7 separate regions of the Mus musculus genome follow, and regions 1, 2, 4, 5, 6 and 7 are each linked to region 3. Evidence: chromatin loops called from intact Hi-C (ENCODE). Cell type or tissue: heart. All regions are shown on one strand. Each heading gives the region's core, and the rest is flanking DNA. Links, peaks and the distances in the headings are about the cores only.

The links. Hi-C counts contacts between places; a loop is a spot of excess contacts. Peaks named below come from ENCODE experiments on the same cell type or tissue, not always from the same donor. Only the 100,000 strongest peaks of a DNase experiment are listed, where the experiment ranks them.
Region 1: it touches region 3 in a loop (3-fold over the local background); 9 of 42 quality-filtered maps call a loop at or near these places.
Region 2: it touches region 3 in a loop (2.3-fold over the local background); 3 of 42 quality-filtered maps call a loop at or near these places.
Region 4: a loop joins it to region 3, with 3 times the contacts of the local background. A loop is called at or near these places in 5 of 42 quality-filtered maps.
Region 5: it touches region 3 in a loop (6-fold over the local background); 9 of 42 quality-filtered maps call a loop at or near these places.
Region 6: a loop joins it to region 3, with 5 times the contacts of the local background. A loop is called at or near these places in 4 of 42 quality-filtered maps.
Region 7: a loop joins it to region 3, with 2.6 times the contacts of the local background. A loop is called at or near these places in 5 of 42 quality-filtered maps.

What each region holds. Positions count from the first base shown.
Region 1 is chr15:40,164,741-40,169,283 of GRCm38, forward strand. It overlaps Gm33301 (predicted gene, 33301), which reads left to right. Exons shown (of 3, transcript NR_155350.1): 2 at 460-540; 3 at 2,573-3,336. Among named protein-coding and RNA genes, the nearest start is that of Gm33301, 4.4 kb to the left of the region's middle. In heart, for the core only: a CTCF peak has its summit at 2,140 (motif pointing right); no DNase peak of the experiment used is centred there; H3K27ac peaks cover 498 bases.
Region 2 is chr15:40,726,519-40,731,061 of GRCm38, forward strand. The region is part of intron 1 of Zfpm2 (zinc finger protein, multitype 2); the gene reads left to right. Among named protein-coding and RNA genes, the nearest start is that of Gm33353, 13 kb to the right of the region's middle. In heart, for the core only: no CTCF peak of the experiment used is centred there; a DNase peak (open chromatin) is centred at 2,583.
Region 3 is chr15:40,654,440-40,658,982 of GRCm38, forward strand. Zfpm2 (zinc finger protein, multitype 2) reads left to right here and starts at 603. Exons shown (of 8, transcript NM_011766.5): 1 at 603-1,144. The coding sequence starts at 1,105. In heart, for the core only: a CTCF peak has its summit at 1,776; DNase peaks (open chromatin) are centred at 542 and 1,712; H3K4me3 peaks cover 3,704 bases; H3K27ac peaks cover 2,891 bases.
Region 4 is chr15:40,975,063-40,979,605 of GRCm38, forward strand. All of the region lies in intron 5 of Zfpm2 (zinc finger protein, multitype 2), which reads left to right. Among named protein-coding and RNA genes, the nearest start is that of Gm46502, 200 kb to the right of the region's middle. In heart, for the core only: a CTCF peak has its summit at 2,435; no DNase peak of the experiment used is centred there; H3K4me3 peaks cover 740 bases; H3K27ac peaks cover 1,173 bases.
Region 5 is chr15:41,078,026-41,082,568 of GRCm38, forward strand. All of the region lies in intron 5 of Zfpm2 (zinc finger protein, multitype 2), which reads left to right. Among named protein-coding and RNA genes, the nearest start is that of Gm46502, 94 kb to the right of the region's middle. In heart, for the core only: a CTCF peak has its summit at 1,803 (motif pointing left); no DNase peak of the experiment used is centred there.
Region 6 is chr15:40,822,133-40,826,675 of GRCm38, forward strand. All of the region lies in intron 3 of Zfpm2 (zinc finger protein, multitype 2), which reads left to right. Among named protein-coding and RNA genes, the nearest start is that of Gm33353, 83 kb to the left of the region's middle. In heart, for the core only: no CTCF peak of the experiment used is centred there; a DNase peak (open chromatin) is centred at 2,359; H3K4me3 peaks cover 973 bases; H3K27ac peaks cover 2,016 bases.
Region 7 is chr15:41,027,489-41,032,031 of GRCm38, forward strand. The region is part of intron 5 of Zfpm2 (zinc finger protein, multitype 2); the gene reads left to right. Among named protein-coding and RNA genes, the nearest start is that of Gm46502, 140 kb to the right of the region's middle. In heart, for the core only: no CTCF peak of the experiment used is centred there; a DNase peak (open chromatin) is centred at 2,433.

The sequences.
Region 1 (4,543 bases), core at 376-4,375, 490 kb before region 3:
GGAGTGAACTGGCATCCAAAGTTCCTCTTTCCCTGTAAACTAAGCTCCCTCCTGTGCTGTGTTTTCTCCTCCTCCAAACAACTGTGGCCACTAAAACCCAGATTGTACGTAGGATAGTTCAACAGAGCTTGCTCCCTCATGACACCATGGAGGTGAACCTGTGCTGTGTTCCCTCACCAAGGGCGTTGGAATCCAGCTGGGTTCTGGAGGAGTGGCTGTCAGTGTCACACATGGCAATGAGTGTGCCCTGGTTTGATATCATTCTTACCTACTTAGAGAAGGCAGAGGGAACTGAAGAACACTTTCTAGGCTGATTTGGTGTTGGTAGATCGTGAAGGGAACAAGGTCATCTTGGATCTAGACTACCTTTCTCCAAGGACCTTGAGATCTGGAGTGGTGACATGGAAGCCAGCCCGTGGCTTTGTGCTTAGGCTCACTGTCTTCCCTCTGTCCTGGCAGGACTCGAAGAGACCGCCTTTACAACTCCAGGGAAAGCTGTTGACACAGACTCCTGGTTCTGCTTGACATCTTTCTTCTCAGGTAGGAGGGAGGGCAGAACTCAAGTCAGTCTTGACGTAGTAAGATCTGCAGGGCAGTGGTTGGACCACATGCATCTCTGTGAAGCTCAATAAGCAAACTCAGGAGCAATCCTGGTTGTAGCTGAACATGCAATGGAGAAAAGCAAATAAAGATAGAAGGCAAAACAAAAATACAATGGAAAGCAAAAAAATAGTGGATAGAAGAAATGGGGCAGCAGGCTCACAAATCGAAATGAAGGGAAGAAAACCACTCAGGAACTAAAACAAGGTCTCTGAAAGTTGTGCAGGATTAGGAAAGCTGGTAAGCTGGTATTCTTCTCACAGAGGTATAGGGGTCACCCCACCCCGCACCGTCCTGCCTACATTCTTTAAGACTCCTAAGTCAGCAGGACTGAGTGGCTTAGCTAGGTTATTAGACAGTCGTGTGATCTTGGACTTGTCACAGTCTCCCTTAGGTCTCTCTTGAAGGCCTGGAGATGAAGCTGGAGATCGGCAGGTTCCCTTTAGTGTGAGCATTCCATGATGTACTTGAAAGGGGGACAGGTGTGATTCCTGGCGATTATGTCACCCATTCGTTTTTCCACTTGTCTGCATTATCCCTTTGACTACACGGGTGATAGTTGGAAGGCGGCCCTCCTCAGAGAGTAATGGCGCTCACCCTGTGAAGCCGAGAGAAAACAATTCCTCGTGCTCGTTTCAAGCTTGGGCTGGGAGGTGCCTTCAAGGCTTTCAGTCCAATTATAGAAATGCAGAGTCCCAGGTTCTTAATGTGTAGGTTTTATAGATATTCACTTTCCCAAGTTTCTGAGGGTTCGTAGAAATTTTTTGTGGTAGTTACAACCTCTGTTCTTCCAGGACTAGGGAAAAGCAAGTTACGGAGAGTCGTCATTTATGAACTTCACATGAACTATGCACGTAGGGCACGTAAGAATACATATGCAATTATCACCTTGACTAAGGCATAGAACATTCTGGAATCCCAGGATAATTTTTCTGTGTCTTTTCATCAGCACTTCTGCTCCACCTTACCCCAGAGCATAGCTGTTTGGCTTCTGTTTCCAAGCTTCATTTAGATGGAGTTGTTTGCACTTGGGATCTATCTGGAGAAGCTGGGATAAGATGTGGAAAAACAAGAACCTTCCAGAAAACAAAACAAAACAAAAACAAAAACAAAACAAAACAAAACAAAACAAAACAGGAAAGCCCCGGTTCCCCATAATTATCCTGTGACTTTCACATGTTTGTGGTGGCACGGGTGTGTAACCACACAGAACTCATGTCAAGTTCCCATCCTTTTTGATCAACACCGAGAGTTAAGCAATCAATGGTGGATCGGGGAAACAGCCTGTAGAAAACAGAGGAACTGAGTTTATTGGTGAGTCAAGGTAATTGCTTGGGGGTGGGGGCCGTAAATGACTCCTGGAGATATTTTAGTTTTTGAATTTTTGATGCCTGATTTTGGGCATGTCTCTTACAATGCAGTTGGAAAGGGTAAGACGGCAGAAAGAATCTCGTTTCTGAACAATGAGCTAATCACATGTCTTAGATGTTTAATTCACAAATGCTCCAGAAACACAAATAGCCTGCTATTCAAGATATGGCCACTAGATGGGGATCTTGAGTCAATCATAACTGGCCCACTCCCCCACTCCCTGATTTTTTTTTTTTTTTTTTTTTTTAAACCAGGGTTTGAATACATATGATGCGAGTTTACAATTTTGGCATTTCATGTTGTTGCTGAACTTTTTGGGGACAGTAATTTGGAGTGAAATGCATTTAGTTTTAAATGTATGAGCTTAATTAATTTTTCATCTGGGGTCTCGGTAGGGTGGAAGGGCCCCAATGTGCTGTGGCATGCTATTAATCCTGTGCTAAATTCTGGCAGAAGTTACTACTGCTTATTCACATTTCCCCACAGGGTGTGGTTAGTCGCAGTGGCTGTCACTGTACCTTATAACTGATTAAAAGTGGAAATCCTTACTAGACATTGCTCTCGCAGCAACCAGCAACTACACTTGGTTTTGTTTCCACAGGATAAGCGGGTTCCACGTCTCAACTTATGAAAAACACTAGCAGCAAGGGCTCACGTCTTTTGCTTTCTTTCATGTTAAATGAAATTCCAAAGTGATTTTTAGATGCAGCCACAACGCGACCTTATAGAAAGATCTTGAAATCCGACGTAAAGACCTTTTCTATTGGTGAAGGCAGCCATGCGACCGAGGAATAAAATTACGTTCGGCTGGAAACAGGGACTGAAGCGGTTTGTCCTCCCTAAGACGTTTCTAGCAAACGCAGGAGTTGGACGGCCTTGTCTGTAATGTGCTGACCGTCCACCTAGGGACAATGTGACCATTTGGTTTTTGGCTGCTATCTGAAATGAGTTTGAGTGTCTCAGCTCATTTCATGAGAAACACAAATAAAGGCCACATAATAAAACATGCAATTTGGGATTATTGCCAGTCTCTATTCAGAAGGTGCCCAGACCTCAATTTCTGAAAACGAAATTCTGTTCCACATAGATAGAAGCTCCTGGACTTCCAGACCGGCTCCAGTGGAGTCACGGGAAGGAAGAAGAGGAAATTGTAAACCACGAGGCATCATGCCAGAGGAAATGCCTCCGGTGACCCAGACTGAATGCCCTATGGTCTCAAAGACCCCACATTCAAACTGCACGATGTCTGGGTGTGCTTGACTCCAAGTCTCAGGCAGGGGCTATCCTCTGTCTCTGCTTTTCCATACCATGCTCTCTGCTGTATATCTTCCTTAAGCTGCGTAATAAAGAATGATAAGGGCTTCACTTCTTTCTGCCGTCACCTGACTCTGCCACAGTTCCAAGAACGGGGGCACCGGGGAGGTCTGCAGCAGTGTGGGCCCTGAGAGCTGTCTGTGGTCGTTCCACACTTCACTGCTCACTCTGGTGAGAGAAACAGACCCCAGGGGCTGGCTGCACTAGGGCAGGGAGAGGATCCCGGCGTGGACAGACTGTAGTGAAAGACCGTTTTCATAAGTATGGGACATCATCCAAGAAATGTCTCAGATTTCAGACTTTGATCCCTTTCAGCAAGTGAAGATTATTTTCAGTTGTTTATTTCTTTTTTGCATGTCTTTTTCTTAAGCAACAGTAAAGCATGTTCATTAGAAAAGTTGTAGTAAACAGACATGTCCTGTGTCCGGGGAAGTAACTGTTTGGAAGCCTATCACATAGATATAAACTCAGCCAGTGCCTTTCTGTATAGTGCACGCTTTGATCCGAGCTTGTGGGCATGCAAGTACAGTATTCCAAGAATAGTGGTCATTTTACAGTACAACTTCAAGGCTTTCGAAGACACGGGGCTGTCTTCTTGCTCTGTATTTTACCAAGTATTTATTTATAGCTTCACGGTTAACAGCTGCCTTGTATTCCCTGCTAAACAATCCCTTATTTTAGAAGAGTGCCTTCAACATGTCCACTTTATTGATGATATAAACAACACTGAAGTTACACTCAGAGAGTTTTACTGTATATGTCAATATATCTAATTTGAACAACTGACGGTGCAGATATCACGCTCCGTGTGGAAGGAATACCTTTGACAAGAGTATGGGGAATAGAAGTTGGCGGGTATAGAGGAAAGAAGAAGAAGCCCCCCTCCCCTTCCATGAGAAAATACCCTTCGCACGCACAAGCGTAAATATCCCATGTACGCCATTTTAATGTAATGGAAAGTGGTTACTTTAATCCCTAGAGTCCCTGGTTTAATGGAAAAGTTAGAGGGGACACAAGATGCATGAAACTGTTTTAAAGTCTTTGTTGGGCTTGGAATGATGAGAGTTTATGTAATTAATCATGAGGGGATGTTTTTAGTCACAGAAATGATCATTAGCACCGCACTAGAGTTAAGTAATCTTTATAGCAATATAAAAATGCCATTTTGCCCTTAGATCTTACCGAGATTTCGCTTCTCTTTTATGCTCTTTGGCATTGCAACACCCAGTAATTGAATGCTACTTACTAATGAGGACAG
Region 2 (4,543 bases), core at 269-4,268, 72 kb after region 3:
AATGACTTATTGAGAAATAACCACATTGTACCTACATTACATTATAAACAGTATTTATAAAGCCACATTATAGAACATAACTTGTAAAATACTATTTCTTTGTCTGGTATCATTCTAGAACATAGTAATAGTCAAGAAAAATTCTATACCTATTATATAGCACTACATTATTTTTACCAATGTGGTATGTTTAATACTATATAGACTGATGAGGAGAAAATATTAATGAAGATACACACATGATTAATCATAATTCTGATAGGAGAAACTATACTGTAAGGTTCTTATCAAATTATCTGCAGCATGAAAGGACTAACTAAAAAGAGGAGCTCTAGAGGTATCTTTGAAACATATAAGTTTATAAATTGCTTACCCTTCTGAACGTCAGTCTATAAATGAGTGTTTGTTAGTTTGTAGTGTTAGATAGAAGGGTTTAATATGAAAACTCCATGCTCTGTTTGAAGCCTTAGAATTGATCAATATGTTGCTCTATTTTTATCCAACATGAGTTGTAGTGTCAAATGGAGAAAGATAGAAAGCTAATGTTTTACATTAGCTGTCCTTTATCGAAACAAACAAAAAAAACCAAAACCAAAACCAAAAATCCATCAACATCCTTATGGCTCTTTTCTATGTAACAGGTGGATTTCATTCTAAACGATTCCATTATTCACAGATATGGTTGGGGTGAGAGATCTAGAAATTGGTAGAGTTCTTACCTAGTGAGCACACCCCAAAGCCTCAATTCCAGATTCCAGCTCCAGCTTAGTGGCACAGAGTCACACAGTCTTAGCAATTGGGGGGTAACAGGAGCTTCTTTGTCCACAGCAACCTTGTCTCAAAAACAAGAGGGAGGAGGGAGGAAGGAGCACTAGGAGATAGAGGCAGGTAAAGAGCTTTGGGGGAAGGGAAAGGAAAGAAGGAAGGAAATAAAGAGGAAAATATGATATTAAGCAAACAAAAGAACCAAAGAGCCAAGGTAAGAGAAATAGTCAGATTTGAATAAGTTATTATAAAGAAATATTGTCTTCAAATTCTGCAGTTGAAAGTAAAGCTAAGATAGAAAGCATTCTAATAAAATAGCTAAAAAATAATTGTGGTATATGCTAGTGGCAAGAAATGATAGTGTTTTAGGATGTATTTTTAAATATTTCACTAAAATATGTAAGCCTAGGTTATTTGAGAATACTTTAAGAATTTCATGATAAAGACATGACAGTTCATATCAGTATGGAGTGGTCTTCAAGGAGGCTTCTTGTGTGCAAAAAGTTTTACTTCACTGTCATTCTTAGGAGAAAATTCCTCCAGTTCTCTCAAGGAGAGTTGGCCTTGGCAAACCCATTGTGGACAGTCTTCTATGGTAGAAATTCAGACTCTGAAGAAAAAAGTTGGTGATTTTTTTTTGTTTTATATATATATATATATATATATATATATAGAGAGAGAGAGAGAGAGAGAGAGAGAGAGAGAGAGAGATTTTGAAGATTGATTGATAAGCTTAAAAGGTTTAAATATGATGCTGTAGTAGATTCAATAACTAAAATTGCTTTTGGCTGATGAGAATTATTGTTATTTCCAACTCTGAAACATTCTAGTTTGAAGAGGGACATTTTATAAAATCAGATCTGGAGCACTTCTGAGTCCATTTCAAGATACTGGGATGCTTCAGTACTTCAGGGATGTTCTGTCAAGTAACAAATAACAGTAGCATATCTCCAGGGAGCCACCTTTGTTTCAGGGAAGGTGTTTATATATTGTGTCTTTTTCATTGCCATGGACAATAACCCTGGAAATATTTCACCTTTCCCTCTTTTCTAGTTTTGGTGGTTTGTTTGGTTTTGTTTTTGTAATTTCTAAAACTATTTGGTTATGAAATTCAAAATTGTATTGACAGTTCTGCACTGGCCACTGTCTAGAAGTTATGTTTTATATTCTTGTAGGGTTTAGTAAGTACCATAAGTCAAATGAGTATGATGCACGCTTTTCCATGGATGCAGTTACTGTTCTGTTTTGCAGATGTTTTGTAAATTCTAAGCTGAGGTGTGCAAGATTGTCTTCAGGTTGTGGGCTCTGGCCACAGAAATCCCATTAGCATTAGCTTGGCCCCTCCTCTTGTCTTCAGTCAGTGGAGAACATGCCTTTTCCACCCTTGAGGCAATAAAATAAATGAAAGGGTGCGGCATGAAATAATTTGAATTTTGAGTAGTATTTTTCATGCCTTCATCATTTTCAAACCAGTTTAGCCTCATGAAGCAGTGTTGGGAATCGTGAAACAAGGGACCCCTCTGTTTTTGCCAGCCTGCAGGATCTTTTGAGTTTTTAGACTTGCATATGTTAAACAGTTGTTTTTTTTTTTTTTCCTGGTCCTTTTCCTTCTGTGGTCTCTGAGTAAGGATGATGACTAGAACTTTGTAATTCAGTAGAAATCACAAGTCAATGAACATTCAGGACAGGAAGACATCTTTAGTTTGTTTCTACTGGGTATGGTCCAGGCTACTGCTGTCCTTACGTATCTCCCTGACACAGAAGCAAGAAATTTCGGAAAAGATGTCCCTAGGGCTCAGCAGAATCCGTTCTCTCTGTAGCAGCTGGCCTGGTCTGTCAGCATTCATTAGGTTTGTGCTTCCCCCAGTTTGCACTTTCTCTGAGTATTTCATAAGGAGACTGGAAAGCCTCTCTCTCTCTCTCTCTTTTTTTTTTTTTTATCTAAAAAGGAAGTTTATTTTTGTTTCTGTGGAACAAAGGTTTATCTTTTAGTGTAACCATGTGTCCTCTCTAATTAGAAACCCTCCTCTTGTAGTCTTGTAAATAAGAAGGGGGCAATTTAATTCTTAGAGTATTTAAAGACTAACCCTCAAGATGGCAAGGTAAACAGTTTATCTAATTCCTTTTAGCCACACAAGATGTGGAGCCTCATTTACCCCCTAGTGAGCAATGTATAATGACTCTGGAACATCAGGGAGACATCTAGTGGGGTCATCTCCTTCTTTTAGTTACGTTTCAAGACATCAAATAAGCATGCTTCTCCTATATTGATCTATCTTCTGCTTTCCCTCTCCCCTTCCCACAGCGGGGTTCTTGTTAACATCTTTCCTAAGGCACCATATGATTATTTCAAACATAATACACTGACAAACTTTGCATAGTAATACTGTGCCAGCTGTCATGTAAGTTCATTGCATATAATTTGAAATGACTAGGGGCGATTACCCTGGTCTTATAGATGAGAAATGGACACTCAAGGCTTTTTGAGGCAGACAGAAGTCAAACAGCTCATCAGGAAGACAGCTAAGGTTTAAACACAGGAGTAACCTCTCATTAGAGCTCATGTTTTGAAGTGTCTCATTGATTTTTAAGCTTCATACCTTCAAGTATTGAAGCTAGTGATTTTTAAAATTACATTTCCGTTACTAATGTCAATTTTTGATATTTTCCCATAGTTCTAATTCATCACATCTCTACATTTTATTGTGGCATTTTGGCTCACATTCACCTATATTTCTCAGAAATATTTTGTATAAGGTAATGTGAGACAATGATATAAAACTAATGGAAGGAGAAAGGGAACGGGGTGGGCAGAGCATTGCTGTATTGATGTGGTATTTTATTAGATCTGGGTCTGTATGCAAGCCTGGGCTACTGGAGTGCTTTCCGGGTTGTGCTTATTAAAGAGTTTTTCTAGGCAGCTTGACAAGAATGTCCTTGTTTTACATTTGGTGGAGTGTGAGTGCCCACCGCTCTCTGGCTCGGTGGGAGTGAACACTGTACTCATTCAGTCTGAGTCCTTGAAGTTGGGAAGAGTTAGACCCCTATTGCTTATATATTTCTTGGGGGCAATTTCCGTGTTGCCTTTCTGAGTGTGGCAATGAAGAACACACTAAGGCTCTTTGAAAGGCAAGAAACATTGGAATGGAAATCAGACCTTTCTTAGATAAAAGGACGAAGGGATGTGGATGAGTTCCAACATCTGGAATCCAACAGATTCTTAATCTGCTCGTGTGGGGAGGACACAAATGCCTTCAGTTACTGTGAATAACTTGTTTGCTCCTGTGCTGCTGATCAAAGACCATAAAGAAGATCTTGACAAAATTCACTAACATTAAAACCAGTTTTGTGAAAGTGTCCTTGTGTCCTGTCTAACATAATTTGTATTATTATTATTAATTATTATTATTATTACACAGCTTTTCGATATTGCCAAGTAATACAATAATGAGGTGAATTTCAATTGAAATTTTGTGTAGATATAAATGTTGATCATGTACAACTTGAGAAATAACTTTGCCTATTCCTTTTGTTTTGACTTATACTGTGAACAAACATGCCATCCTAACCAATACTCAGACCATTATAAAATAATAATTACATTTTCCCCTCCAAACTGTTGTTCCGTTCCTTCATATCATAACTCCTCTCTGATATCTTCACCCTTATATGGAGCACTCACCAATCATAGGTATTGATGCAACTGAGAAGATAAGTATCTAATTAACAAGTTGTTAATAGGAAAGGGAGCCCTGTTCCTATGATCCAGTGTGCCCAG
Region 3 (4,543 bases), core at 237-4,236:
CCTGGGAACTCTGACAGCGATGAAATGGTCTCCTGAGAGCCCAGGCAGATGAGAGGACTTAACGGGCCCCAAGACACACAGTTGGCATTTGTGATCAGCTGGCTTTCGCTGGGGACTTTGCCAGTGGCCTAACCTTCCTGCCAAGAAACTGTGAGGGCGGAGGGCAGGGGCTCCAGGAGGGGAGCAGTAACTGGAAGCACAAAGTTTATGGAAGGAGACTGAGATTTCTTTGTGCCCTGCTAGATGGGCGAGGCATTAGGGAGGAGAGTTAGAGGGTCCATTGGAAGAGGCTGTTGGAAGAAGTTGCTGGAAGGGGAGCGGGGGAAGGGTGGCCTGGCAGCTGCCCAGCATTGACGCGGTGACAAATGCAGAAGGTGGCCCCCTCCAAACCTCACGTCTCCCCCCACCCCATCAACCCCTTCAACTCCCACCCACGCCGCGATCCCCTTGCACTCCACGCGACCGAGGCCGGGCTGTGAGTTTGCATCCGGACTGGCTTTGGATGCAGCCAATCCTCCTTTCGCTGATGGCATAGTCTCCCCTCCCCACAGCCCGGGCGCGCCCCTCCCTCGCGCGCCTCGCCACCTCCCGCAGCAGTGCGAGCGCGGCGCGGCCCGGAGCGGCAGCGGCGGCGCCTGAGTCTCTGCCCGGCAGCCGGGGACACGGAGAGCGAGCGCGCGCCTCCTCCCGCACCCTCCGCCCCTCGCAGCCCGGGTCCCCCTGCGCTCTCTCCTCCCCTCCCTCCTTCTCTTCCTTCTCTTACCCCTCCACCCCCTTCTTCCCCTTTTCTCTCTGCCTGGCCGATCGCTCCTAGATTCCCATCCTCCCCCCCACAGCCCCATCGCTCTATCCGTCGCCCCCTCCCCTCTTCCCTGTCACACTCTCTCTGCCCCTTGCTCGGCCTCTCATTTGCTTGCTCATCTCCAAACGTGGATCCGCCGCTCCCGGAGGAGCCTAGCTCCGGGATCCCGAGCGCACGGAGCACCTGGAGTCCGACCGGCGGCGGCCCGAGCCTGCCCAGAGGCAGAGGCGGCGACAACCCAGGGAACCGTAGCGGGAACCGCAGACACCGCAGGAACCCCAGCGGCAGCGGCCGCGGCCGAAATGTCCCGGCGAAAGCAGAGTAAACCCCGGCAGATCAAACGTAAGTTTGCGCGCGGGACTGGGAGTTGGTGGGATCGGTTCCTGGGAGAGGGGCGCACGCGGAGGGAAAGATGGGAGACACTCGGGGAGATCCGCTCCTAGTCCTCGAGATTTGTCAAACTTTGCAAGCTATCAGGGAAAACCAGACGGCCGCAGACAGATGCACAGCCAGTTGGAGCGCCGGGCAGCCGCAGCCCAGTGTTTCTCCAACCTTCGCGCTCCCGGGTTCTCGGTTATTTCAACTCTGGTTTGCTGCAATCGTCGCCCTTTTTATGCTGAAATCTAACAGGACAATCCGCTCCCGCAGAGCTTAGTATGATTGTTGTCCTTGTTGTTGTCCTGGCGGTTGGCCTACCACTCTTGGGAGCATGTCTTGGTAACCCGGGATGAAGTTCTCAGAGCTGGTGGAGGCCACCGGGCTAGGGAGGTAACTTCCCCAGTGCGGTGGAAAATCAGTGTCTGGGGACCCAGTCCTGGGCGGTACCAAACGCTTTGCCAAACCCGAAGTGAAACAAAAAGTAGGTGTAAAAGTTCGCGCCTCTGTTGGAGACAGCCGCGCACCCCCTCCCTGCCTGCCGCGCACCCCCTCCCTGCCTGCCGCGGTATTGGGCTGCACCCGGGGACTTCGGGTGGGTCCCACTCACGGCGCCTGGACACTGTGTAGGGCGGGCTTCAGTTTGCCACTGGTCAAGGAGCGGAGTCCCCACTGGGAGGGGCCTCCTTTGCTTCTGGGCTCACAGGATTTGAGTTCAAGGTAGCCCATACTCTGGTGCTGTTCCTAGTTCCTGACCCCTACCCCTGGGTCCCTGGGTGCGGGTCCCTGCGGTGCCAGAGACACCTGCCTGCCAGAAATCCACAATCTCACTAAATTCTTCTAGGCCAACTTTTTTCACCTTAGGAAAATTATTCCTGTGTGTTCGATAGGCCTGCAATATATCTTCAATCCTTTAATCTAAAAAAAGTTAAAGGCCTTATTAATTTGAAGAAGATGATGATGATGATAATAATAACAATAATATTTTATGAGTTCTGTGATGTATTTCTGATTTTCCGTGTTGTTGAGGATCTGGCTACTCGTTTAAAACTAATTATCATGTAATTTTAGTATATTGCTTTAGTATTACCCTTACCTCATAGGTACCCTACATGCAAGTCAGAATTTCTTTTTGGTGTAGTTTAAAAATAAATCTTATCATACAACTTGTCCTTGAGATTGGGGGCAGGCTATACATAGCTTGCTACAGTTGATTATTCAATATGCATAATATAGTACACTCACACTCCCTGCCTCTCAGATGTAATTCCCTGGCTTTAACTCAGTGGATTTCTGTCCCTGTGTGCCAGTTCTCAGTCTAAACAACTTATTTCAAACCAAGGAGTGGACCTCACTTTTGGCGGAAAGCCTACCTAATCCTGTGGCAACACTGTCCTGGAAGACTTTCACTTTTTGGGTTCTCTGTGCCATCTAATTACCTTCTCCGTTTTGATGCTGAGTTGATCAGAGCCTTTTGTTTACATTGTACAGTTTATTGTACCAAATGATGTTTAGTATAAAAAAGTGGTTAGAAACATTAAATGCAAATGGTTTTAGTTCATGACTGTCGCCTAGATTGTTAATAAATAATTAATATTAATTGATTGTATGCTACAAAGACCATCTGATTCTACTTGGGAAGACTTTGTTATCTTCTCAATTAGCTACATTCATTTTTTTTTCTCTTCTATGTCCACCTCATATAATTGAAGATTAAAGCATTGGAACTAATTGCTGATGCTACTCTGTGTTATAGGTCGTAAAACATTTTGCTGGCTTATTTGAGTGGTGTGATTTATTAACTACCAAAAATCTGTGAAAGTTGTTTAATTGGGAAAAGAGCAAATAAATATATTTTATATATTTGTGTAGTTGTTCATAGGCATCATTCTCTGCTGATCTGTTTATACATTTGTAATATCTGTGCATTTTAGGCTTGTCTTGGATTCACTTTGGGATTACAGTGGCAATCTATGCAAATGTGAACTCCTCCTCTCTCCTTCCACTGTTAAGGAAAATGAAAACCAAAAGCTTTTTGAATTGTTAGATGGGAGTAGTGCAATCTCCAAGCTTTTGGGGAGGAGATATTTAAATGTGTTTGATCAGCTCAAAAGTCCCTTTGGCTGCACTCTACAGTTCCCTTGTCCCCTTTTGCTTGTCCAGGAATATGAGGTAGGTGTTTTTGGAGGAAGAAGTTTTTCTTATACTCAAAGTCTTTTCCACGATCTCTCTCTCCCTCCAGTTTAGGATGTGTGCATGAAGTACACTGTTTTCCATTAAAATTAACACAATTTCTTTGGCTATTCTGCATCAATGTTAAGTTTAAGCCATGAGATGAAGATGCTCTGCGAAACAAAAGCATTTCCTGCACTTACGAAAATTACATTTTAAACTTGGAAACATCCAGGATTTGAAAATAAAGCGTTGGTACAGCTGATAAAAACATACCCAGTTTACAGCAGCAACGGCAAGCAAAAGTCAGTTTATACTAGAAACTCTGAGACAGTCAATTTAAAGGACAAAAAGGTTGTTGGGCACAGAGTTTTTTTTTTTTTTTCTTTTTCTTTTTTCTTTTACTGCATACAGTTCCCTGCTATCTAAAATTGTGATTTATGCAGTATTTTAATATTTTGCTTATTCTTTCCCCTTGGGTGCTCTCCGGGCAGCGATAAAAAGGCGACGCTGAAAGAGCACCATTAATTTGCTATGATGACTGGCCAGATAAGAGGAGATAATGGGAAAGATAAGCGGAGAAGATATACCATCAGAAACCCGATTATTACCATTAAAATTCCAGCCCAGCAATCTGCAGAAGCCTGATAATTCCTTCTCCGTTTCCACCACTTTGGATGATAAGGCAAAAAATAGTCACTCAGTGCTCCTTGATTAGACTGCCTGGATTTTCTGATAATACAGTGATAAATTATGTATTTTGCCCCCATGTTTTGTCCCAAAATTCAGATTTTTTTTCCTATTCCAAGACTATATTTTCTACCTTCCTCTCAGAAGCTTTCTCTCATAAGCTATTATTGTAATCCTGGTTTGATAAAAAGCTGTGATAGGACGGGAGGTGTTTGGTGTGGAAGCCATATCATGCTATCAGCCCATCTCCCCACACAGCTGCTCCCTGCTGTTGTTTTTAGCCTTATCACCTCCTGCCAATATGCCAATAAATTGCCCAGATTGTTCTCCATTCTGGGGCTGCACTGCAAAATTTATGACAGAAATGATGATTTTTTTCTTTTACCAATGCATCCCTTTATGGGTAGTAAATGTGTTGTGTGTGCAGTTTTATTGTTATTTTCTTCTCCAAGCTGTTGTCTCTAGTAATGTGCTTACTGTCTTGTCTGTCTCCAACTTCAGTGG
Region 4 (4,543 bases), core at 411-4,410, 320 kb after region 3:
TGCTTTATATGTTTTGTGACTAGATACTCCAAAATGATGTTGGTCAAAAGGATGTTTTGTGGGCATATGCATATTGATTTTTGCATCAGTAATTAATTTTTTTATTGCTGACTAATATTTCCCCTGCTTCTCTTACCAGCAATCAGAATGCTTTTTTTCAGTGGGAATTTTGATTTTTTTTTCATATCTACAGAAACGGATTCCTCAAAAGAGGAAAATCTTTTATCAAGAGAATCTGGAAATCTCTGTTATGCTATGGCATCAATCAAGGCACATTTTGTAGCATTCTTAGAAAAGAGAATGACACAAGTCCTAATCCTTGGCTTCTGTAGTTGAGTAACCTCTGTGCCATGCTGACTTGCGTCAGCTGTAGGAACTGAAGTGAACAGTCTGCTAAGATTGTCAAGAATCCTACCCAGGTGGTTCAAAGATGAATGAAATTTAAACATTTCGCAATATTGGTATTAAAAATAAATTGTGTGCGAGTAGCATATACGATAAAAGTTAAGAGATACTTGTGTGAGAATATGCATGTACAGTAATTGGTGTGAATATACATATATGATAAAAAGTTAAATGATACTGGTGTGTGAATACCCATGACTTCTCTTTTCTGGCCATTATTTCTCTTTGTCTTATTAATTGCTTTTCACAAAGAAAAAAAAAAGCTGTCCTAAAAATACTTTGGAATCATCACATGGAAACAGCCAACATGATGGAAAATATCAGTATTATTATTTTAGCTAATAGGCAGTTGAATCCATGAAAAGAATCACTGGGAAGAAAAATGAATGGCCAAGAAGTAAAACAATTATTTAAAGGAGAAAAAATAATACTAACCAGGGTTCTGAGACCAGGAATAAAATATATCAGGAGGAGATATATCTTAAGGGAATTCGGTACACTCAGACTTAATTAGAGGCTAGAAATGGACACAGCCAGATGATATCAGATAGCCCTGGAAACTCCTTACAGGAACTAAACCCCAAGAACAGCCTGAGAATACTGTTTAGTCTGCGTCTTGTGGCAGCATCTATGCCCTTGCTAAAGAAATATATTTTTGATAGACTTCTCAACACCCAAATTGCTCATACGTTAAAAAAGAAAGGGAACAAATACAACAGTCTTAAGAAATGAGAAATCACACGGTTAACAGCAGTTAGCTGCTATGCCCTAACCTTCAACTCAGCGTGCATGATGAACTAATGCTGCTGGTCTGCTAGTTGAAACAAAAGCTCAGAAATGTTGGAACGGAAGCATGTTAGACATGAGGGAGTGGACTGGTTCTCAGGCCAGCCAAAAGTCCTCTGGTATTAGGGGATGGGTGATTTGTTTAAAATTACAAAAATAAGTGATTTTTTTTTACTCTAAGAGTGTTGTATCATAAAATAATCACATCTCATAACAATTTCCAGCAAAATATACCCACCAGAAAGTACTTTATAGATCCTTATGAATTGCAAAATATCTTTAAATTTTAATTGAAGAAAAATAGCTCATGCAATGTGTGATTTCAAATCTTTGAAGAAAACTCTATAAAGTGCTGTCCTTTGAACAAAATATGTAAGTCATTTGAGAATAAAGATAATTTCTCCAATTAAAATATTGAAGTGTAATGTAAGAATTTACTTACCAAGCTACAAAGAGAGAACACGTATGTTTGAGGAGGTGTAGTATTTTAATAGAAGATACAAAAAAGACTTGCACACAATATGAATTACTTTTCTGAAGTATTTTTAGGGGGCAAGGGTGGATAAGAGTTAAAAAGATATCAGTACTCATTAGGAAACTGCCTTGGAATGGAAAATATGTCTTCTTTTATCCTGATAATAACAAAGAGCTGGAAAAGAAGATAAACTCTTTCCAAAACTCTCTAGGTTGTTCTTAATATTAAATTGTTCTATAAATAATCAGCCAGTATTTGAAAACTTCTTTGAATGAGCTGGAAACGTAGATATAAGTATTGGCAGATCTGAGACGCCATCGCCAGTGGCCTAAATGTTATGACTCTGCTCAGCAAAGCATGATGGTCACCAGTTGGATCCCTAGTGATATCCATTAACCCCTCTAGCATGGTGGCCATGGAGGAAAAGCTGGTCAGCCTCCACAGTGTCACGTTTTCAATCCCAGCACTTGAGCTCCCAAACCCATGAGACAGCCAGAGCCAACTGTACTTAAACACTGCCAACAATAATATAAAGTGACAATGATGAAGATTGAAGCCTTGTTCCACCCACAAGGCACAGCAAGACACCAAGAACATAATGAAGGATATAGCACATTAATTAGAAGATGATTTCTAAAACCTACTGTTATGAATACATACATCGTATGGCTAAATAACTACGTGTGTGCAGACAAGTACTTTAAGGCTTAATACTTGTAGTTAGATTTGTTGATCCTGAAAATGAAAAGTAAAGTCTTGAGATAACCACGCCCCCTAGCTGCACACTGAAGTACTAAGTATGGACTACTCAAGAGTTATTGGGTTTCCCTCTAAGCCATAGTAAATATGTGTGTGCCATAGTAAATATTTCAATAAATCTGTGCTGGTGTTCTATATCATTTCAGATCATAGGTTTTAAATTTAAGAGCAAATATATCATAGAAACTAAATACAAAAACCAATAATCCACAAGAAATGTGAAAGAGTCATTAGAGAAACATACCCTATTCATTCCCAATACTGGTGAGCAGTCTAGCACCTAAATAAGAGGAGGAGGAAGCCAGGCAGTGGTGGCGCACTCCTTTAATCCCAGCACTTGGGAAGCAGAGGCAGGCAGATTTCTGAGTTCAAGGCCAGCCTGGTCTATCTACAAAGTGAGTTCCAGGACAACCAGGGCTATACAGAGAAACCCTGTCTCAAAAAACAAACAAACAAACAAATAAGAGGGGTAGGTAGCTAAAGCTGGGGAAAGAAGAAACTTTATGCTGTGAGTTGATAGAATTCAAAAGCAGGAAAAAAAGGGGGGGGGAGCTTCAAAATGACCATACAGTGAGGTCGGAACAAAATGTGTAGCATTGGAGGAAAAGTTTTAGACCAAACCTAGTGAATCTAAGAGTTGTTTAATAATTTTGAAAACCCCAAAAAGTTTGTTACAAGTTTTGCTTATTGGTAACGTGGATTATAAATAAATGTAGTGATAGGGGACAAGGGATAAAAAGAGAAGAGAGCCATTTGTGTTCCATAGCACAGCTGCAAGGCTTGCCATGGGCCTGGAATCGTTCCCCGGGCTTTTGTAGGAGGGACTGTGAATACTGTCTGTATAAATCTCTCACCCAAAGGACCCATATGTCTCTGCAATATGCATTCTGGGTACTATAACATTCCTGACAGAGGCCAGAATCTGTGAATTTCACCTGCCTCAAATAAAGGACGTGTCGCTCCAATTGTCCCACTGTATCTTCTGGTCTGTTGGCAGTATAGATTCCATAGAGGCTCAGGAAAGTGCTGAGACCAACTTTACCATCCCCTTTTCTCACATTCCCCGCGGGGCTCTAGGATATTATTTCAAGGCTGGACTAAAGTTTTATCAACAAGAGACTTGTGCCATAAAGACTGCAATGTAAAAGCAAGCTGCAAGGAGCAGCTTTGAGCCGAGGCTTCAAGCTTTGTCATCACGCTTGAAGAATTTTCTGTTTAATGTACTGTAATGCAGTATTCAATGGGGACACGTTTAATTGAGTTTTACACAACCCAGTTGGGAGTAGCGCTGCAAGGTAGGTGATGTCTAGGTTTTTAATCTTCCACTCCGGAGAGGCTTGTTGACGGAGAGGTTCTTTCTCTTTGTAAGGAAAAAAAAAGGAAGCATGAGAAACGATACATCCGCGGATAAAACCAATTGGCAACCCCCAAAGGAATGAGGGCGATAAGGCGAATCCAGTACTTGTATGAAATAAAAGAACCCAACAGTTCATTTAAATGAGAAACAACACGTAGGATGGAGGAGGTTGTGAGTCTGAGCACAGGGGTGGGCAGGAAGGAGCCCCACAGACCAGCTGAAACAGGAGCAAGGAAGCACCCAGACCTCGCTCCAGGGGGTCCTTTCACGGAGATTCTGATGGTTGTTCATTTTGAAGGAAAGGGAGAGGGAGGGGGGTCACTTTTACATTAGAAACAGTGAATAGCAGCAGGACAGGAGCTGTATCAACCGAAAAGTGTTTAAAATAAATCACCATTTCTTTCTAACGTCCCAACCTAACCCCACAGCAACCTGGGTAAAAATAGTACCGGGCATGTCAGAAAGACAAAATAATACCTTCTATATCAGCTCCAAGGTATTAAACTTTCTTAGCGCCGGCTGTTCTGTTTTCTTCTGCCTTAGCAGTCTAAGCTGGCAGAGCAGAAGCAGCCCCAGTGTTCAAAGACAGCGTTTCTGTTTTGTCTCCATGACACTGGGCCCAACACTGCCTGCAAAGCTGGTCCAAGAAAACCTTTTCAAAAGAAAAATTAGCATTTATCATTAACTTTCTGGTCCCAGCCTAGGAGGGCAACCAGATAAGGATTTCTCCATATATTCATATATTTAAAGCGTCCCCTTAA
Region 5 (4,543 bases), core at 153-4,152, 420 kb after region 3:
CTCACGAATGGAGTCTTTCTCTGCAGTTGCTCTCCTGTCCTGATCCCTTGCCTGCCTTGCTATACTCCGCTTGAGAATTTCATCTGTAGAAAATCCACTCTGTCTTGGTTTTGTGCTCCCTCCCACCCTCCATTGAGACTCATATAGGAAATCAAGAACCCATTCTGCCCAATTCTATCATCACATGGCCCAAATAAGAAATAACCATAAAATACCAAAAAGAGGTCTCCTTGTAAGCACCAAGAGAATAATACCACATTTTTCTATAACGAAGTGACACCAGCCTACAGACATATACCTATTTTTGGATTAAGACCATGGGTTGCACTGCTAATCTTAGTGGAAACAATAGCTGCTGTCAGATTGACCCTTTTGTGCCAATTAGTGAATAGTAAAATTTGTCATTGCAAACTGCACAATAAAATGGAACAGAAGGCCATGCAAGTCTTAGAAAATTATTTTGCTCTAGTTTCATAGTCATACATGGAAAAAGTTGAGATTTGCAGTGGATTGTCCAGTCATCTGCAACTTCCTTGGCAGAAAGCCACCCTGCCTTCCACGCTGCCCATCCTAACTGGACTGAGACGGGCTGACCTTGAATGTCAGACTGTCAAAGCACAAGCCATAGCTAGGACTCCCTTTCTATTTGTGGATTTCAATTACTTGAAAAACTGTTTCCTACCTTGTGATGCTATGATGCTCTTGACTAATTGTTTTTAGCTTCCATTCTTGGGCGAATGCCCATGTGGCTTGTGAGAGAGCCTCATCTTCTTATATAGCAAGAAGATATGTAGAAACTCACTCCATTGTGCACATCCTGAAATCACTCGCTTGAGGAGCCCTTCCTGGTGATGGTGGGACTCAAGTTCGTGCTGATTACCCATAATCCCATGAAGGTTTTCCAGACTGCTTAAATGACTTTGCCTGAAATTCAGCAATGAAGACCTTGCGGGAAAAGACCATGCTAAGCCACCTGACCACCAGAACGCTAGTTGAGGATTTTTACTTATGACAAACAGGTATTCAGAATGTAGAGACTTGAGAGTACCTTTGATACACCTAACATAAAATTAAGTGGGAAAGATAACTCCCCTTGTCACAGAATGATAGGAAGACAAGGAAGCAGATGTGTTCAGAGGAATGTAGGTGTATGTTCAAGCAAAATCTTTCTCATGCATTTGACTATAGGCCTGGAAAGTGTCACATTAATTTTACAGACATAACAATCTTTAATGCTTATGCTTGTCACAATTGTTTCTCCTTTGGCACAAACAGTTAACTTTCCTTGCGATTCAGCAGCAGCAGCACACTCATTTCAGTAAGCATCAAATGTCTGCTCAAAGCACGTTCTTAAAGGTAGAGCTCTAAAATGTCTATGATATAGAATGGAACTCTTTAAACAGGAGACTTTTGTATCCTTTATAGAATAAAGAAAGACGCTAAAAAGCAGAGGAATGGGAGTTGCTACATATTAACAAGCAAACGTATTAGACCTGTTCATTTGGATAGCGTTTGTTATACTTCAGCAACCCAGGCTTCCGTTCTTTCCCTGTTAGGGGTGTGGGGATGTTACATCTTTATGTTTTGTTATCTTGACAAGGGTGCGTGAGTTGAATGCAGGGGCATTCAGATGAGCATTGGAGAATAGTCTGTAAATTACTACAAAGTTGTTTAGTCAATTAACATAAATCTTTAGGGATTATAAAGCTCAGTGTAGCAACTTCAACATTTCAGGTAGAATTAAATAAATAAAACCTGCATTTTCTTTTCCTCGGTCTTTCCTTCACAGTGTGCACTGAGCGCCACCTGCTGGCTGTTTCTTTTTTCAACACTATATTCTTCCCTAACAAGTCAGTCATTCAAAATTAAGATTAGAAAAGATATGTAAATTATTAAAGATCACATATATAGTTATATCTATAAATAATATTCTAATACACACATCGATAATCTTATGTCAATGCACAGAGAGAGTATCATGAATAAAGTCAAAAGTTGCATTATTTATAAATGAGCTATAAATATCCATATTTTACCTGGAAGTATTTATTATTACAAACTGTTATATCATAATGCTACAATTTGCCTTATGGTAGAAATACTGTGGCTTTTCAAAAAAGATTTTATTTGTAATAAACTATCGTGAAAGTTTTAGATACTAATGCAAAAATTAGGGCTGTGAATAGAGATTGCCCAGTGGTTAGAGCACTGGCTGCACTTACAAAGAACCCAGCTTCAATTCCCAGAACTTACACAGCAGTTCACATTCATCCACAGCTCAGGTACTGGGGGATCTGATGGTTTTCTTGCCTCCTTGGGCACCGGCATACACATGGTACACAGATATACATGTATGCAAAACAGTCACACACTTGAAATAAAAATAAATTATGCTTTAAAGGTTAAGTTAGAATTATTAAAATTCTCTGAATTTACCTACACCATGACGTAAGCAAAAATTAATGAAATAGAACCCAAATAAATGAAGCATCACACCACTGTTCTATACGTTTATGAGCAACTTAAGAATGTCAGATTTGGGCTGGAGAGATGGCTCAGTGGTTAAGAGCACTGACTGCTTGCTCTTCCAGAGGTCCTGAGTTCAATTCCTAGCAACCACATGGTGGCTCACAACCATCTGAAATAGGGTCTGATGCCCTCTTCTGGTGTCTGAAGAGAACAATGGTGAATACATAAAATAAATAAACCTTTTAAATAAAAAAAGAAAGAAAGAAAAGAAAAGAAAAAGAGACACCAGATTTTAATCTTATGTATTAGATTATATAATCTTAAATAACATATAATTACTAAAACTATACTAGTTATGAGCTTCCTTAAACATAATAAAAGACACACTAAGTCACAGCGCACCGAAGCACAACCACGACCCACAGCTGCTACTCATCTTTTAAAAAAAAATTTTAAAGCTCCACAATTTAAAGAATTTTCAATTCTGGAAAAGTGGATAAAAAGAAAAGATGTTTTGGTAGAAATTGTACATCGCACTATTAGCATCATGGATGATTTTTGTGTTACTTGAAATTGATAACAAGGCTTTGTTCAAATATTTCATGTTTCCAATGCTAAAGCAACAGAATCTCACGCAGTTCTGCCTACACTTCCGGTCCTCCCCAGCCCGGGAAGAAAGTTAGAATCCCTGTTTCCCATTAACTTTGTTTGCCAAACCAGATAGAGTAAAAAACAGGTGCATGCACGCCATTGTCATTTTTCCACAGCGGGAAATTATTAGTTCCGTTATATTTAACAGTTGATTGTAAAGAAAAATAATTACTCAAAGGAAAGCTCATATAAAGTGAAATAAAAGCATAAACATTAATTTAAAATTATATGTTGCAATAAGAAAACCCAACACACATTGTCATCTTTAGAACTTGAACCCTAATTACAAATGATAGCCATTGTTTACTGTAGGACACATTCGACCCATGATCTCCTTCAGAATTACTGAGCTTTTATGGACAGATAAAATGCTCCCTGAGAAGAGAGAAACACTGAAACAGGAAACATGCTCTGGGCAACAAAAGAGCATGAAAATAATGCATAGTACTTATAATTTTTAATTTTCCAAGCATCACAGATTGCTTAATACTGTATGGTTGTTGGGATTTTTTTTTTTTTGATAAGTATCATGTTTTGTTAGGAGAACATTTGGGTAAATATATTTAAAAGCTAATAAACTTTACCAAGGTATGGAATATGTTGACTAAAGATGGCTTGCAGAAAGATGCAATCCCCTCTCCTGGCTGCTTTTGCCCACAGATCTCTTAAGATCATCACTTAGGGGAGTTCTGAGTGCTTCATGTGGCTGATGCTGAAGCCCATCTCTCAGAGGTGACGTGTACAGGACATCTCCTAGCACACAGGACACAGGACACAACGAGAGCTGTAACTGGGCAGTATCTCTGAGTGATTGCAAATCAAGGCTGAAAACTCAGGTTCCTGCCAAATGCTGGCATTTCTGTTCCAGGGATCTGACCAGTTGCTGCAGGGGATGCCAGTCTTTCACCTCATCCACTGGTGTCACACTTTTGATCTAGCTCCCTAGAGAAAAATCGATTACTTTCTGGGAATTAAAAAAATAAATAAATAGAAAGGCAAAACAAAGAAGTCTAATAGAAATGGACAAGTTGACAGAGGCACTGAGAGGCTCATTTCTAGCCTGGTGCTTAAGGGAGCTTCATTGTGATCCTGCAATGCATATTACACAGAGAAATGGAAAGAGGGAAAAAGAAATTAAAAACAGCCTCCTATGATGAACTTGTATAATTTATGCCTCTGCAGAGCAGCAGGCACAGTGTGTCAGTTCCCCCTCCCCTCCTCTTTTCCCCTCCACCTGATTTCTGAGCCTCCCAGGCTGGGCAAGAATTTAAATTAAGAACACCCAACACACAAGTCAGAAATGAAAGTGCAGAATGCACTCCGATTATTCATAAGCTTGCAAGTTGTGTATTTTGGTGGAGATTTCCTCCCTTCTGCTCCTGATTGCTGATGAAGAATGGTATTTTAATAGGCAGATGGTAAA
Region 6 (4,543 bases), core at 369-4,368, 170 kb after region 3:
AGCATCTTTACTTGAGTATCATATTTTAATTCTAGTTATAAATAGGACATTGTAGTCCTTGTGTTAACTCGTTGCTATCCTAATTGAGTTACTATGGAAGTGAACAATTAAGGAAAACCAAGTTTATAACATCTAAGAGTATTTACCATAATTTGTTCTGGAGATGGTCTGTTCTTACTGATAAACTAGAAAATTTATACTTAAAATTCTAAAAATAGAAGTAATAATATTAATAATAACAATAAAGATAATCACAGCTTACCCATTATGTTTTGGAAACAAACATATTTGACCACATGGAAAATGTCAGTGTAACTTATGTACGTGAAAATGTCCAAAGTGCAAAAGCCACAGAGAAATGCAGTTTGGGAACGGTACGTACATGGGGGTGAGTCCTAACGTGAACGTTAGTTATGTTTGCTGGGGCTCAAAATTTTCACCCTCAGAAGGAGAATTGTTAGAACAGCAAACATTCCATACTCAAAGTGCAGGCAGAGGAGGTTCGCTGGAGTTGAATGCTTCTAAAGCCAGTGGCAGCTCTTCATTACTGTAGAAATACTCTAGCAGCAGAAAGTTCAAAGCCTTTCAGTTTTGCCATCGGATACATATGCAGCTGCAGAAACACATGTGTGTCTGTGATGTGGGAGTCATTTGTTTCTGACACTCCTTCATATTGGTGAAAATGCTAACATAGTCTCAGAAGACTTTCATCACACAAGGAAAATGGCCTTTAAGCCCCAAGTACACATCAGCACAGACCTTTTTTTGTTCTTAAGTTTTCCTAGTAGGGCTGGTAAAGTCTAATGTAATATTAAATTTTACTTCATGCTAAATTATTGAGTGCCACATTGCCTTACTTAAAGTCATGCAAAATGAGCCAAGTTTCCACTTTAATTTAACTCTTATTGCTATACTAGAAAAATTGGTATTGCTATATTAATAATTAATCAAAGGTAATCAATGAGGTATATAGCTAATTCATACACAAAATACCTTAAAATGTCTCACTATAAATGAACTTCATGCCTAGTGCATAAGGAAGTTTGAAAGATTCAAATTATAATAATTATAAAATATGGTATCATATGTGTGGAGAATTTTTTAGCATGTCTTTGACAGGGATTTTATGGAGGAAGAACATTTTCTAACTCTTTAATAGACTGGCATTTTTTAAAGCAAGAATAAATGTGTCATCAAATAATACACAATGAAATAAGAGAAACTTGTTTGTTTTACAAAGTCATGTAAGGAAGTAATGTAAATATGAATAAATGTCACCTCCTCACAATGTTAGTAAATGGAGAAATAATGCGTATCTCTTATCTTTTGGCATAACTTAAGATAGTTTATTATTGTGGAGCAGCAAGCAGCAAGCGCTTGTTAGATATCATCACTTGGTCAGATTTGTAAATATATCAATTCTCGCGGAGGGAAGGATTATCCTCTACCTACTCCACTGAAAATAATTACATTTTAACAAATGCAGTATATATGTTCACTTCACTAGACTTCTTTCTCTCCATATAGTTTGCTTGTAAGACTGATCTCCCCCGTGTTCTGTAATATTTTCCTCTAATTTTAAGATGCAAACTTTCTAGTTAAGCTTTTTGCAAATGAAAGGAAAACTAAATGTGACAATTACATCTATATTGTGGTTTAAACTTTTGCTCTTTCTTTATCTGATCCCGAGTGATGCCTTCCTTGTCTATGCAGTCAGAGCAAATACCTAGTTGAGGAGCACGGTTAAAAGATCTTGCATTGACTCTATTTACTTCTTTTTAAGGAACAATAATTACAGAAGACTTTGCTTATTTTAATCTAAATAGCACATTAATAAGGTTGAAATTGATTCTTTCAAGTGGCACTATGAGAGCTAATTTTAGACTGGTAGATAAAGGACACATATCTTCTACATCGGTATCCATGTCCACTGTTACGTCTGAGTGTCCCCACAGATAGTGGCCAAAGGGTTATCTGCGGTTGGAGATGAAGGCCTTTGTCCCGCATGCAACAACCTGAAAACCTAAATGACTTGCTCCCAAGATGAGGATATTGGTCAGGTAGTCTTGGAGACTGGGAGGGACTATGGAACTCCTCAGTGTATGTCTGTCATCAACAAATGTTTTGAAGGGAGGCATTCTACCCAGCTAAACCTCAGTTTATTTGCCATAGTTTTGGTGGAATTACCTTTTATCAGATCGCAAGTGCAGTTCAACAGTGAAAATAGGACAAAACGGGTTCAGCTCAAGTGTGTTGCAAAGTCTTGTGACATCGAGCCCTGTAAAATGACTTGATCAGAAGAGTTATACTTAGCTCCAGTGTCAAGTTTCATGGTGTTTCACAATAGCCCAACCACCTCTACTGGTGCCTGCATCATTCCTGAGCAGTGAGGTGACCAAAGTCTGGTAGAACAAGAGAGTAAGCCCTTCCTTGCTTCCAGCGTCCCACTAATCAAAACACAGGGTAGATTCTTGAGGCTCTCTGAAACTGCTGCCTTGGTTTAGCTGGTAGCAGTGCCTTGGTGGTGAAGGAATCCCTTAGAAGCAAGGCATAAATTATTCTTACTGGAGAAGAAAACATTCTTTGTCAAGGCAAGAAACAGAAGGGAGTTTCCAGGCTGCTCAAAGTGCCAAAGAACTACAAGGTCTTCAGGGAGATGCTGCAAAATTCCAGATGCTTCCAAGAAAACCTTACACCCTCCTCCTCCTCCTCCTCCTATATTTTAATCATGAACCATGAAGCCTTTTGAGAGAGCATCCAGTTTCTCCTAGAGAATACTTCACCGTTCATAGCAACAAAACACATCTGATAACAAGAGGGACTTTTGGCAGCTGCTGGAGCCCCAGTCTAACCAGTAACACGGTTTCCTGGCCTTGTCACTAATTCCTGTTGGAGAATTATCAGCTTCTGTCTCTAGCTGCAGAATCCTGCCTGATAAGAGAAGAGGCTCATCTGCTGGTAGCAGACCCCCGCGCCCAGCCTCCCCAGTTTATCTGCTTCCGACCAGTTCATAAATCAGTCTGTAGGATTTTCTTTTTTTCCTGGAAAGAGGCCTGTATTGTTGTGTTTTATGATAAATATATTGCTTTCATTGCAACAATTAGTACTTTAATATGAGCCCTTAACCGACGGCGCTAGTTAGGGACATCTTGCGAGTGCCTCCTCCCTTGTCAGTGACAAGGTAAGGTAATCCTATACACGGACTGCTATTGTGAGCTGAGAAACTGGCCTCCTTCGCTGCCAGAGACCAGATGCACCTCTTCTATCCTAATCTGTAAACGACTTAAAGGAGCCTTATCTCGGGGCTCTTCGGCTTCATTTCATGCTTGATTTACTTTAATTTGTCTGATAGGGCACAAGGATTTGGAGACGGCCCATCTTTCTGCAGAAAACGTTCAGATTTTTTTCCCCTGGCATTGTTGTGTTGGGGTTTTGGATTTTTTTTTTTTTTTTGAAAAAAAAATTTTCTTTTTTTTTTTAAATGTAGAAGAAATCTTGCTCCGGTGCAGCAAGCTGCTTGAGTGTGTTTAGACTTAAGCTACCCCAGCAGAAAAGAGTTTGTGAAGTGGTGTGATTGTGTGATGGGCCCCATTTACATTGAAATCACATTATGAGATATATCTGGAGTCCTGAAGGGAGCAGTGCAGTAGAGCGCCCTGCCCACAAGATCCTCTGAAAGCCCTATATATAGCAGCAACAATTGATAGGAGATTTTACAGGGTGCTTTATAAATATGTAAATAGGTGTTATCTGATTGGGTTCTGTGGCTACATGTCAGTACCTCAAAGGAAGCAGGGCTGTGAGATCTACCTGGAAAACGGTAGTTTGCATTCTAAGCGAGTCTGAGAAATAGAAATGTTTTGAAGGTTGACAGCAGGTCAGGGTGGAGATGCTTTGCAGCCCTTCCAGGGGAAGCTTCCTGCCCCAGAGGGGTTCCTGTGCTCTCCCAGGAAGGGAGCCTCTCCACTCACCCAGTTTCTTTGCTCCATAGCAGTCTTCTTCTTGGTAGCTGTTGACCTTGTACTCTTCTTGTTATTTCTCTAAATTGTTCAGGAGATACAGCACCAGTGGGAATTGCTCTTAGGTTTCTTCTGCATTTTAAAATATGTACTCAAGTGACCCAAGGGAAAGAAAATAAAGTCTTTGGTACATTGATCCCTTGATTAGTTATTTCCTAAATGAAAATGGAAATACTATTAAAGCAGTAATAATGTTCCATCTTAATAGTTGAGGAGTCAATAAATGGCTCCCGCGTGCTTCATTAAGGATCTTAATGAAGCCAATTTTGATGGCGCAACTTTATATTATCCTTTTTCTCCCTACTCTTTTCACTTTTTATAGTCCATCTAAGCTGAGGATAGTATAAGGTAGGGAAGGAGTTGGTTTAAGCTGTCCTATAGATTTTCTTTATCTGAATATTATTGTCACTGTTCCAATAAAGATAATGGTGAATTTTAGAGTGAGGAATATATTTAGTACATTTGTATGCAGAAAATAAACAAAAAACTTTGTTTCATATGGGACATAGTTAAAATAATATAAA
Region 7 (4,543 bases), core at 176-4,175, 370 kb after region 3:
TCATACATGTTTTTAGGGGGTCAAATAGTAAACATTTTATTAGGCTGTCATTGAAACTAAAGTTTATATATTTTAATGGTTTTGTTTAGTGATAAATAGCCACAGAGTGATAGAGCTAAATCCCAGTCTACATCTAACTTATTCAGTTACAATTTTTTTTGTATTGTCAAAATGTGGTTTTCAGACAATCTGCTCCAGACTCCTCTGCTGAGAGGAGGCCTGTAGATTTCTCAGACCTTGATCCAGACCTCCTGATTCAGAAGTTCTGGGGTTTGGGCCAAGAAGCCTACAATTTCCTATTCAGTCCACCTGAGCTATATGTAGCCTCTAATATAATATGTATTAATAAATTATAAATATAATATTATTGTCTTTTCTCTCAAAGACAGAATGGCTAAATTCTCAAGTAGTTTTTCATAATCTGAAACCATGTCCATTTGGAGGTCAGGGAAAAGGGACGCTAGCAGGCAAAATGACTTCTCTTGGTTTGACTTGTAAGAAGTAACTTGTAGCATGTATTCATCTGTTTATGTGACTTTCATTAACATGCATATATGTGAAGAAATATATACGCCCATTGTGTTATACATGATATGTTAGTGTATGTGACTCATATACTACATGTGATAATACTGGGTCAGGTATGTTAATAACGAAGCAGTGCCCCGCAGAGCCCCTCTAACACACTTTCCATGATTTACAGGAAGTCTTCTAAACCTTGTGTGAGATCATGTGTTCCTATTATCAAGAATTTCCCAGAAGGGATGTATTCTCTAAGATCCCTTGATTTAGTCAAATCTGGACGCCCAAAGAAAACATGTAGCTGCCTTGTGTGCTTTTTCACAAGTCTAAAAGAGTCGGAGTGACTTCCTGAGGTTTGCAGTCTCATCCCCTCTCACCGTGTATCAACTCCCTAAGAGTTTTAAAGAATGCAGCACAACAGGGGAGTCACTTAAGGCAGCAAATTCATCTCCACCAATGCTGAGCCTCCTGTGACAATGGATTAATCATCAAAGTCGATTACTCTGTCACATTCTCCAAGGGTGAAATCACACATCTCACCACTGGTGTGTGGAGCAGGCATTGCCTTCATCTTCCTGGCACAGATACAAACTGTGAGCAACTTTTATGCGCTGCAGACTTGGAAGTGCTGATACATTTAAAAGAGAGCTGCCTTTCCAGCATCACCTGCCCTGTGGCTGCTGAAAAATTATACTCCGTGCATGTCTCTCAATATTCCCCACTGATAGGTCAGCAGCTATTACAAAACTGCCCTGATAAGAATCTGCTGGGAGCGTCAAGGATCGAATTAACCCAAATGGAACCACTGAGTCAGAGGAAAGCAAAGAGATGAAGCCGAATGGCTAACAGCTCTTTCTTTTCAGAGTGTTTATATCACAGCCTCCCTTCGTGACAAAAAAATCAAACTCTTAGTCTTTTGTATAAGATTGTGCTCGTCATCCCTGGGCTCAGTCACTTCCATGTTCTCTGATAAGAGCTGCGTTGTCATTGCGTCTAATACTCGTCTTACATTATCTGCGTTCCCCTCCCCTGTTTCCATTTATTTCAACTCCACTAATAGGTTACTCAGTCCTTTACATTAGAAACCATGACAGTGTTTTCCATAGTCTCCATCATACTCACCTTGGGGTGGATATTTTACCAATTCTTGTCAGATAGCTGTTAAATTACGTGGAATGGTGTTCCTAGACTTCGGTGGTGGTTAGGGTTTTGTTTCATTTGTTTGTTTGTTTTCTTTTCTTCTTTTGAGACATGTTACTAAAACGATCTACAGTCTTGCACAGTAGGAAAGGAGGATGGCTTTGAACTTGAGATTCTCCTGCCTCTACTCCTGAACACGAGGTCTGATGGTTCTTTAGATTGGAGTCAAAGCTTCCTGCGTGATGAGTAACGGCTGATCCCCAGAGAAATATTGATTGAATTATTGAGTATTCATTACAGAAAAAAATGTCCATGATTAATACACGAAATCAGAGTATGAGTGAGTGTATTAGCAACACACCTTGAGCTTTGTTTGTTTGGATTTTATTTTCTTTCATGCTTACACAACATAGTCCTTCGGTCTCAGTGCAGCATAAATGAGTTGTAGTTGATTGCATAGGCTCCGAAATGGTCAGTTCTACCTCATACCGTGGGTAGAAGGGAGCTATATTGGACTGTGAGCTCCTAGACTCCTGATTATATACTTACTGTGGAGCCTGACTTTGGACTATAGACAGTAGCATACTGTATAAACATGAATAAACTATACAACTTAATTTTATTATCTGTAGAATAATATCAGCAGGGTCTGAAAACTTAGTCACCAAATATGTGAGATCATAATTAGTCATAGTAATCCTGGCAAAAACATTGGGCCTCAATAAATATGTTGTTCCCTGATTGTAGGTTGGCGCCACCTGGTGGTCGCTGCTCAGCCTCGCTCATGCCTCTAACGGGGTTGAGGGTGTTGGGGCTAAGGAGGAGACAGCTAGAGTCCAGGAGACAATTTGAGTAATCTTTGGTTAGTTGATACCAGGATTTTCTGCCTGATGGAGAAAGATTAGTCCTGAAGAAGAATCCTCACATTTCATGAGAACATGAGAGCTTTACTGTATATCCATTTTCAAGCTGTAGGAAGATGAAAAATGAAGCCATTCACCCATCTGATGGTAGCTGTGTTTATCTAACCATCTGGCACATTGTTCAAAGACATGATTGTACTCTGAAGGCTTGTACTAAAAAGCACAAGTGAAATTATGACTTTCAAAAGGCTTTCTGTAAGTTCAAAGCATTGATGGAAGAAACATAAACAAACAAGTAACGTACAGTTCTCATTTTTCTAGAGGAAATTGTTCAGTGTTAATCATAAATGTAATATAATTTTGTACCTTTTCACTTTATACATATATATTTCCATTGTATTGGGTCCTTGCCTTGATTCTGTCTTCACAAATGTCTTTTCAAAATGGAAACTGCCTTAGTTCAATCTTTGCAATCCTCCTGTTTATTTCCTCACAGTCATACCTCATTGTACTATAAGTTTGTATCCCCTGTCTCGCACATGATTTTTGTCTTCACTTGACAAGACCCAGTTAGTTGTCAAGAACTGATGTATTAAAGATGATCCGTTGATAAAAGTCAGATTCTAGCCAACACCCAGGATCTACTGCTGTGAAATATACTACTCCCATGTCACTCCCATTGCCTAAACTATATGTGTCCCCAAACCACTCTTGTAAGATTGGTTTTTTAGCACCTGTGATGTTCAAGTATACATTGTCTTCAAATCTGTAACAATCTCCCTGATATCAGTTGCAAAGCTTACATATTTACCCAAACACAATTTAACTGACAACTGAGTTGAAGGCAAAGGTAGTAATGTCTGACTTAGCTTTGCCTTCAGCTTAGTCGTCAGTTAAATTGTGAAGTTAGTAATTGAGATGTTTCAAGGTGATAATGTGGTACGTTCATTCTGTGATAGTTGGAAGCATTGGTGGTTCTACACTAGTTCTTTGATATAAATTTGACCACAGCAGTGCACCCCTTCCATGACAAGTCAAACAAAAGGCATAACCATAAATAACTCAAGCTTTTGTAGAGAGGTCCTAAAATGCTCAGTATCATGAATTCTGGATTAGACACGTTTGGGGTAGTTTTTTCACTCCTTTGTTGATTAGCTTTTTGCTTTAGATATATTAATCAACTTTGTAAACCTCAGTTTACACCTATATAATATTGGGATTATAATAACAGAATCTTACAATTTTTGGAGAATGACTTAACATTGTACATAGAAGCATTAATCACCAGTGTTCAATAAAAAAGTAAAACCTATCGCACATTAGTAATTGTCACTGTGCTCTTTAGCAACACTGTTACTATTGTTTGTCTTTACTTGATTCACTGTAAAAGAAACTGATGCTAGATTCAATCAAAGGCAACAGGCTTGGATAGCATCATGGCTAGCAGGGATCTCTGGGCCAATAGGCCCTGTGATTAATATTTTATGACAGATTCTAATCTTGAATTAATTTCAACAGCCTTGATAGATCAACATGAGAAGAGAGTTATTTCATTAGCTAATTTGCATCTAAGAATAATGTGTGCCAAGTCTACATGATTTCCTTTTGACGTCGCAGGAAGCTGGACAGTTTACAAGGACACATTTAAATTATGGAAAATATGTTGACTTTTTTTAAAATGTGAGGTCCTTTAGCAATCTGATATTAGACTGAACTTTGGTAACCAGCACCCTAGAGATGTGTCCAAGGACAGAAAAGCCGAGGCGTCAGCTCTTTCCTGAACACCTTCCTTTCATCATACTCTCTCGGTGCCCTTCACAATGAATGCCCTTCACATATATATCATAGGACTTAGACCGAAGATTCCCCTAGATGAGTGTTGATGTGGGATAAATCTTTTGCTGTTGAAAAGCTTAGTCACAGATGTAAAAGGTTTTAATTATTATTAGTTACTAGGGTTTGTTGCTATTTTTATCATTAATTCTCTAGTGATTTACTACTCTCAATTCCTAATAACT